2 separate regions of the Homo sapiens genome follow, and region 1 is linked to region 2. Evidence: read pairs that join two places in POLR2A ChIA-PET (ENCODE). Cell type or tissue: B cell. All regions are shown on one strand. Each heading gives the region's core, and the rest is flanking DNA. Links, peaks and the distances in the headings are about the cores only. Region 1 has its middle 39 kb from the start of HHEX. Region 2 has its middle 5.6 kb from the start of EXOC6.

Region 1 (4,393 bases), core at 92-4,091, 110 kb after region 2:
ATCAACCAAATATTCAGTCTAGACTTCATGTATTCCCTCAACAAATATTTATAAAACACTGTGTGCCAGGCCATTGTGTGCCATTGCCATATGGAATGCTAAGTCCCTGTTCTCAGGGAACTTATAGTGTAGTTGGGAGACAAACATTAAGTTATGGAAAATTCTCCAAAAGAAGTGCTGAGAAGGCCAGGCATCATGGCTCACGCCTGTAATCCCAGCACTTTGGGAGGCTAAGGCAGGTAGGTCACTTGAGGACGGGAGTTTGAGACCAGCCTGGCCAACATGGTGAAACCCCGTCTCTACAAGAATACAAAAATTAGCTAGGCATGATGGCGTGTGCTACTTGGGAGGCTGAGGCAAAGAATCCCTTGAACCCAGGAGTTGGAGGTTTCAGCGAGCCAAGGTCACACCATTGCACTCCAGCCTGGGCAACAAAGTGAGACTGTGTTCCCTGCCTCCCCCAAAAAAAGAAGTGCTGAGAGAATAGTGAAGAAAGAAATCAGTTTAGAGAAGGAAGTCAGGAAGGCCCTCTGAGGAAGTGATATGTAAACAAAGACCTGAGGAGCTTACCTGGGCAAAGGAGTCAGCACCCATGTAAAGCAACCATCATGTGCAAAGGTCCTGAGGCAGGAATAGTGGAAAGGCCAGTATGGCTGCAACACAGTATGAAGAAAAGGTGGCTCAAGAGGAGGCTAGAGGCCAGGCATGGTGGCTCACGCCTGTAATCCCAGCACTTTGGGAGGCTGAGGCAGGTGAATCACTTGAGGAGAGGAGTTCAAGACCAGCCTGGCCAACATGGCAAAACTCCGTCTCTACTAAGAATACAAAAATTAGCCAGACATGATGGCTGTGCTACTTGGGAGGCTGAGGCAGGAGAATCTCTTGAACCCAGAGGCGGAGGTTGCAGCAGTGAGCCGAGCCACTGCACTCCAGCCTGGCAACAGAGTGAGACTCCATCTCAAAAAAACAAACACAGAAGAAGAAGAAGAAGAAAGAAGAAGAAGAAGAAGAAGAAGAAGAAGAAGAAGAAGAAGAAGAAGAAGAAGAAGAAGAAGAAGAAGAAGGAGGAGGAGGAGGAGGAGGAGGAGGAGGAGGAGGAGGAGGAGGAGGAGGAGGAGGAGGAAGGGAGGGGGAGGGAGAAGGAGAGGAAGAGGGAGAGGGAGAAGGAGAAGGAGAAGAGCAAAGGGAAATCTTTTTCAAATATTTTTCAATGTTTGCCACAATTTTGCCACCAAGAAATTGGAAACTACAACTTTGTGCTTTCGTATGAGAAATACAAAATGAGCAAAAAACGGGGCTTAGGACAGGTAAGGGATAGGTACTGCCAAGGCTTTGGATCTATGTCCACACATGTTTTTCTCCCACAGTCATCAAATGTCAAAGATTTAATTTATTTCGTGATTCTCCAGCCCTATATTCCCCACCCCCACCCCACTCCCCCAGCACCTGCTAGCTGAGGCACCCTCTTGAACCATATTCTTCACTTCAGCTGTCTTTATAAATTAACTTTCTAAACTGGGAAAGCAATACTCCACACCGCTAAGCAGGGCCAGTTTCACTAAGACAGATGGAAACAAAGAAATAGGACCACATTCACTTGCAGATTTGCATAGGTCCAGACACTGAAAGCTGGGGCCTCTAGAATTCAGACAAGTTGTTCTTACAGCTCCTGAAAAGTCATCCTGCCCTTGGTCCTCAGCCTTATTTGGTGACCTTCCACCCCTTTAGGACTTTAACTGTGTGAACAGGGGCTGAGGACCCACCCCAGGATCAAGCTGCCCAGGTTCAAATCCTCACACTGCCAGTTCGACTCTGGGAACTTGCACAAATTACTTCACTTCACTAAAACTCTATTTCCTCCTCTACAAAATGGGGATAATGTGTGAATTAAATGAGATAATGCATGTGGCATATAGTGGATTAAGTGCTTGCAGAGTGTGAGCTATTTTTAATTTCTGTAATTCTGCCACTTCTTCCTGCCACTTCTCACCTCAAATTTAAACTGCCCCCATTTAGACATGTATTTTTTACTTTCTCTCTCCCTCTCTCTCTCTTATTTTTCATAGAGACAGGGTCTCACTACATTGCCCAGGCTGGTCTTGAACTCTGTGTTTCAAGCAATCCTCCCTCCTTGGCCTCCCAATGTGTTGGGATTATAGGCACAAGCCACTGTGCCTGGCCTAAATGTCTGTGTTTTTTTTTTTCTGTTGTTTGTTTGTTTGTTTGTTTTTGAGACTGAGTCTAGCTCTGTTGACCAGGCTGCAGTGCAGTGGCTCTATCTCAGCTCACTGCAAACTCCGCCTCCCGGGTTCAAGCAATTCTCCTGTCTTAGCCTCCTGAGTAGCTGGGACTATAGGCACCCACCACCACACCCAGCTAATTTTTGTATTATTAGTGGAGACGGGGTTTCACCATGTTGGCCAGACTAGTCTCGAACTCTTGACCTCAGGTGATCCAGCCCCTCAGCCTCCCAAGGTGTTGGGATTACAGGCATGAGCCACTGTGCCCGGCCTAGACATCTGTTTTTAATCAGAGAATATTCATTTTATTTTTGGATAATTTGGGAAATTTTGTCTGGGTTGCCTCTGAGATAGATGTCTGTCACAAACATAAAGGAGAAATAATTCCCTGGTTAATTCACAAGTTGATATTGAACAGTTGCTCAGAACAGAGTTCTGTGGATGAAAAAACAAGAAGGGAGAAGAGGAAGAAGAGAAGGAAGGAGAAGATAGTATAGACCCAAGGTCTTAATGTAGGGAGGACAGATGACAAAGAAGTCAGTGAGGATGGGCCCCCTGGAAGAGCTATGTGTTGAATTGTGTCTTAAATGAGGTGATGGAAAAGAGATCAGCAGAGAGTCATAATAGGCTACTTAAGATTTGAATCTGTACATCCAGGACAGTGGTTCTCAACTGGGGGCAATTTTGTGCCCCAGGAGACATTTGGCAATGTCTACAGATCTTTTTGGTTATCACAATTGTGGGGGTGAGGGGTGCTGCTGGCACCTACTGGGAAAAGGCTACACATCCTACAGTGCACAGGACAGGCACCCCACAACAGAGCCTTATCCAGCCCAAAGTGCCAGTATTTCCAAGGTTGAGAAACCTTGATCTAGAACAAGCTTGTCCAACTCGCGGCCCATGTGCCACACGTGGCCCAGGATGGCTTTAAATGCAGCCCAATGCAAATTCATAAACTTTCTTATAACATTATGAGGTTTTTTTGCAATTTTTTTTTTTAGCTCATCACCTATCATTACTGTGAGTGTATTTTATGTGTGGCCCAAGACAATTTTTCTTCCATCATGGCCCAGGGAAGTGAAAAGATTGGACAACCCTAATCTAGAAGACTTCCACTCTTTGAGAGAACTATGTCCTCGCCATCCTTTGCTCTTTTTTAAAAGATGAGTATTCACTGAAGCCATTATTAGTGCTTTCAAATACTTTTACTCCTGGCAATAAAGATAGTGTTTTCAGGCTCAGCTAGTAATAGCATCCTCTTTTCCTGTCACTGCTGCTGGGTCTCATCCTTACTTCCCTAATACCCCCACCCCACAGACATGTCCTTCCTTTCAAGAAGAAAATCAAAATGCAGGAAAACAGTAGCCACATGTGTTAATGATTACATGATAGTACAGTAAAATCCCAGGCCCAGTAGCCTTCTCATCAGTGCTTCTTTAGATAAGTCAAGACATTTCACCTGAATGGGCTGCTGTCCAAGCAGATTAAATTAAAAGAGCTTGTAGCACACTACAAAAAAAACTTATCAACATAATTAATCAAAAAGAGTTTCCCTGGCTGTTTGTTAATGCATTGCCCCAATCGAACAGCTGAGGAATGTGACTGCTGGCTGTTGACCCTGGTAACCCAACACCACTGTGCTGTGTTGAATTGATAAACTAGTTTAAAAGAATGTTTACCTCCCTTTACTGTATGACCCTCTGCTTGGCATCCTTTTATAAGAGGATGAGCCCCGGTCCCAAGAGTCTAGTGTGTAAGGCAAAGACGGGCTGGAGAGGCTTGTACAAAGAAACTGATCTTACCATGGGAACTTAGTGCCTCATACTCAGGAGGAGACTCCAAAGCCTCTTGAGAGCAAATGGCCACAGTCCCTTGTAAAAACTGTCCCTCTACTTACGTCCACTAAGGGAGGATAACAAAAGCTGTCCACGAAGACATGAATCTCTCTGGTGGGAACAGTAGGACATGCTATCCAATCACACTCCCTTGCAGGACTCCTTGACTTCCGTAGCTACTCCAGGTCTGAGATACACCAAGCAAACACACATGGCATTCCAGACAATCAACCATCACTGACCAGGAGTTTGAGTAAACCAACAGCTTATTGGCATTTGTAAGAGCCAGTGAATGTGTGTAGCAAGGGCTAAGAGGTA
Region 2 (4,393 bases), core at 83-4,082:
ATTTTGTGTCCAGTATAAAAGTAATTGGCAAAGTAAGGATTTGACTTGTAAATAAACTCTTAGTCATTAGGAACTTAACTTTGCGCCTTTTATCTACAGACTAATGACCTGTCTTGGGAAAGCGCCTCCCTCAGAATGAGGTTGTAGAGTGCAACTGCTCTGGTCTGGCATTTAACTACTTGAATTCAAATTCCAACTCATCTCTTACTAGATGTCAGGCCTCAGGGAGTTACTTAACTTGACTAAGGCTCACGTTCTTCAAGTGTGAATTAAGGACAATAAGAATCCCTAGCTCACCAAATTATGTGAGGATTAAAGAAGATAATATATGTATTATGTTTAGCCTAGAGCTCAATCAACATTAGCATTGGCGACTAGGGTTATCAGGCATTTGCTAGTAAGCCAGAGAGCCCAGCATTTTAGCCTCCTCTTTGATAAAATAAAAATAAAAACCAGACACATAAATGTTCTTTTTCCTAATCATTAAAAAAAAACCTGATTGTGTATCAGGGTTTTCTGCATGTTTGGTGGATGTAAACCAACTGAAATATGTTTCCTGCTTTTGTAGAGAGGGAAACAGGAACATGTCTTTGGGTTGGATTCTTGGTTCCAGACCCATTTTAGTGAACCCTCTGGATCCTGCGCTTTTAAGGCAAGCACCTTTCGTTGTCCTTGGGAGCAGTGCTCACTCATCCTTGGAAGCACATATCATGGTGGTGAACAAATCACTGAGTCTGTCTCCATTTCCAGGAACTGCTCCTACATCAGGCACAGGGACGATGCCTGTATTGTTCACTGCCCAGCCCAGTGCCTTGCATATAGTAGAGGCTCAATTAATAAGTGAATGATCCACATGCAAATACTTGTCGTATTAAGCTTAATGTTGTAAATGGCATGTTTTTCTTTTTTTTCCTTTTTTTTTTTTTCTGAGACACAGTCTTGCTCTGTCACCAGGCTGGAGTGCAGTGGCGCGATCTCGGCTCACTGCAACCTCCGCCCTCCAAGTTCAAGTGATTCCCCTGCCTCAGCCTTCTGTGTAGCTGGGACTACAGGCACGTGCCACCACGCCCAGCTAATTTTTTTTTTTTTTTTTTTTTTTTTGAGACAGAGTCTCGCTCTGTCGCCCAGGCTGGAGTGCGGTGGTGCAGTCTCGGCTCACTGCAGCCTCCACCTCCAAGGTTCAAGCAGTTCTCTCCCGAGTAACTGGGATTACAGGTGCCAGCCACCACGCCCGGCTAATTTTTGTATTTTTAGTAGAGACAGGGTTTCACCATCTTGGCCAGGCTGGTCTTGAACTCCTGACATCGTGATCCACCCACCTCGGGCTCCCGAAGTGCTTGGATTACAGGCGGGAGCCACCGCGACGGCCCACTCAGCTAATTTTTTGTATTTTACTAGAGATGGAGTTTCACCATGTTGGCCAGGATGGTCTCGATCTCTTGACCTTGTGATCCGCCGCCTCGGCCTCCCAAAGTGCTGGGATTACAGGCGTGAGCCACCGCGCCCGGCCAAATGCATGCTTTTAGAGGTAGGGTACACATTTACAAAAAGATTCCCCTCCTCACCCCTGGGAACCCTATCATTATCCTCGCAAAACTTTACATCATTCAAATGTTTCTTAAAGAGTTTTAGAGCTCTTGTTATAGAATTATAGAACTGTATCAAAATGTAAAGTACAGGCAGTCTTTATACATTGGCTCTGATAAACTAATCCTTCCCAGTGGCTTTTAGCCACTCGTTTCAGATGTCCACCGTCGCAGGGGCCCTCCTCCAGCTTCTGCCTTTTTGGTGTGGTGACCCCAAGTGGCCACACTCTGTAAGTGCAAGAGAATAAACAAAGCCCAGCTGGTCTGGGAGGATTCCTGCTGTAAAACCCTGTGCAGGAATCGGCTGTTCCATAAAGATCTGGACCCCACGGTGGAGAACAATAGAAGGAAATTTGAAATTGAAGCCAAATAAAATCAGTTTTTTTCTAAAATACGGGCCAGTCCTCAGAGGAGTTCAAAAGCAACTAGCCCCGGGTTTTGTTCATTCAACAACTATTTTTATTAAATGTTTGCTGTGTACCATGTTCATGTATTAAGCTCTCAGACAGGGCTGGCTCATGGTGTGTGACCTACGCAGTTGCCTTTGGTTCAATACCCTGTCATCACCATCTTGTAATTCTTAATAATTTTTGAAAAAGGAATCTACATTTTCATTTTGCCCTGGGCCCCACAAATTATGTTGCCAACCCTGCCCTCAGAAAAATGTCCTGAAAGCCCTCAAAACTAAACATTTTAAAGTCCACTGAGCAGTTAAAGAACAATATCATTTTCTCTGAGTTCCATTCTCTCTTTCCTTCAAATAACACACCCCCCACCCCACCAACTCCACCACCACCACCAGTTTATAAGACAAGCAATTGTCCCTGCTCCCTACTCTTACCTTCCTTCTCCTTGTTGGTTTTCTTATTCGTCATCCTGTTCAATGCACTCTCTATTCCTCTCTCTTTCCCTGCTTAGCCTTCCTTTACTGCCCTTTGCCCTTTCTCCCTTTCCTCTCCCTTGTCCGATTTTTCTCTCTCCTCTTGGCAAAATAGGATTTGAAATGTAGCTAATGAAATGATGATGATGATGATGATGATGATGATGATGACAGCTGACATTTACTCCCTGGCTAGGGATATTAGCATCCCTAAATCTTCCTATTCCTTACCCTTTTTTTTTTTTTTTTTTCTGAGACAGAGTCTCGCTCTGTTGCCCAGGCTGGAGTGCAATGGTGTGATCTCAGCTCACTGCAACCTCCACCTCGCGGGTTCAAGCAATTCTCCTGCCTCAGCCTCCTGAGTAGCTAGGATTACAGGCGTGCACCACCACACTCGGCTAATTTTTGTATTTTTAGTAGAGACAGGGTTTCACCATGTTGGCCAGGCTGGTCTCGAACTCCTAACCTCATGATCTGCCTGCCTCGGCCTCCCAAAGTGGTGGGATTCCAGGCGTGAGCCACTGCACCCGGCCTGGTTTTTATTCTTCATAGCACTTATTAACACTTTTTTTTTTGGTGTATTTCTGGCTCTTTTCACTAAAATACAAGCTCCCTGTGAGCATGGACTTTCCAGATCTTGATCTTGCTGTATCAACGGCACCCAGACCACTGCCTGTCACATTGTAAATGTGCCATTATTATTTATTTACTAAATGAATGAGTGAATGAGCATTTGCTATGAGACATTACATTTCATTAATACATTTCATGCCTAATTCAACTAATCCTTTCAACAGCTCTATTAGTAATTATAAAGGCAGAATTTGAACCCATATCCTTCTGGTTCCAAAACCCATTCACTTAACCACTAAATAAGCAAAACTGTCCCCCTGGTTGGAATATTTGGCTCCTAAACATAAAAATGTTTTTAAAGTTTTATCTAGTGTTGCAATAAACATCACATAGCTAATGATATCACTTAAATGTCCAGCAAAAATTGGGTAACTGTATAGCCGAGTCTCATAAGACATTCCAGGCTTTTTGGAGGTGCAACAGATGCAGCAAGCCTCTGTCACAGTTAGGCCCAAATTTATTTCTGAACAATTTCTCTGGACTCCATTTTTATGTAGAACGCTATACTATTCTCATTAGAGATTAAATCAGGTCATGATATTGCATTAGTATAAAATATAAGCATTAGTGAATGTGATTTTTCAAATTGACACCTCTCTCCCCTGCATATAATGCAACCAAAATAAAATTTACATTACTGTAAGCCAGGCACAGAAATGCAAATACTGCATGATCTCACTTATATGTAGAATCTAAAAAAGTTGAACTCAGAGAAGTCGAGAGTTGAATGGTAGTTACCAGAGGCTGAGGAGAGACATAGATGGGAAAAGGAAAGATGTTAATCAAAGATGTTAATCAAAGTTTCAGCTGGACGGGAGAAATAAGCTTTGGTGATCTACTGCACAGAATGGTGGCTATAATTAATAATAATAATATACTGCGTATTTCAAAATTGCTCAAAGTAGATTTTAAGTGTTCTCACCACAAAAAGTATGTAAGGTGATAGATATAATAATTAGCTTGATTTAATCATTCTACACTGTAAACAGACAGTGAAACGTCACGTTATACCCTATAAATAGGCTGGGTATGGTGGCACACACCTGTAATCCCAGCACTTTGGGAGGCCAAGGCAGGCGGATTTCTGGAGTTCAGAAGTTCAAGACCAGCCTGGACAACATGGCGAAACCTCGTCTCTACAAAAAATACAAAAACTAGCCAGGCATGGTGGCACACACCTGTGGTTCCAGCTACTCAAGAGGCTGAGATGGGTGGATTGCTTGAGCCCAAGAGGCCACTTGAGCCAAGACTGTGCCACTGTATTCAAGCCTGACTGACAAGAGACAGACCCTGT

What was found. Peaks named below come from ENCODE experiments on the same cell type or tissue, not always from the same donor. Only the 100,000 strongest peaks of a DNase experiment are listed, where the experiment ranks them.
Region 1: POLR2A ChIA-PET joins it to region 2 with 8 read pairs; 4 of 35 experiments call an interaction of 5 or more read pairs at or near these places.

The regions. Positions count from the first base shown.
Region 1 is chr10:92,727,258-92,731,650 of GRCh38, reverse strand. No RefSeq gene overlaps it. Among named protein-coding and RNA genes, the nearest start is that of HHEX, 39 kb to the right of the region's middle. RefSeq lists a silencer at 1,412-1,461 and enhancers at 1,672-1,771, 3,887-4,389. In B cell, for the core only: no CTCF peak of the experiment used is centred there; a DNase peak (open chromatin) is centred at 1,672; H3K4me3 peaks cover 866 bases.
Region 2 is chr10:92,840,685-92,845,077 of GRCh38, reverse strand. It overlaps a transcript of EXOC6 not described here. Among named protein-coding and RNA genes, the nearest start is that of EXOC6, 5.6 kb to the left of the region's middle. In B cell, for the core only: CTCF peaks have their summits at 1,581 and 1,781 (motif pointing left); a DNase peak (open chromatin) is centred at 1,787.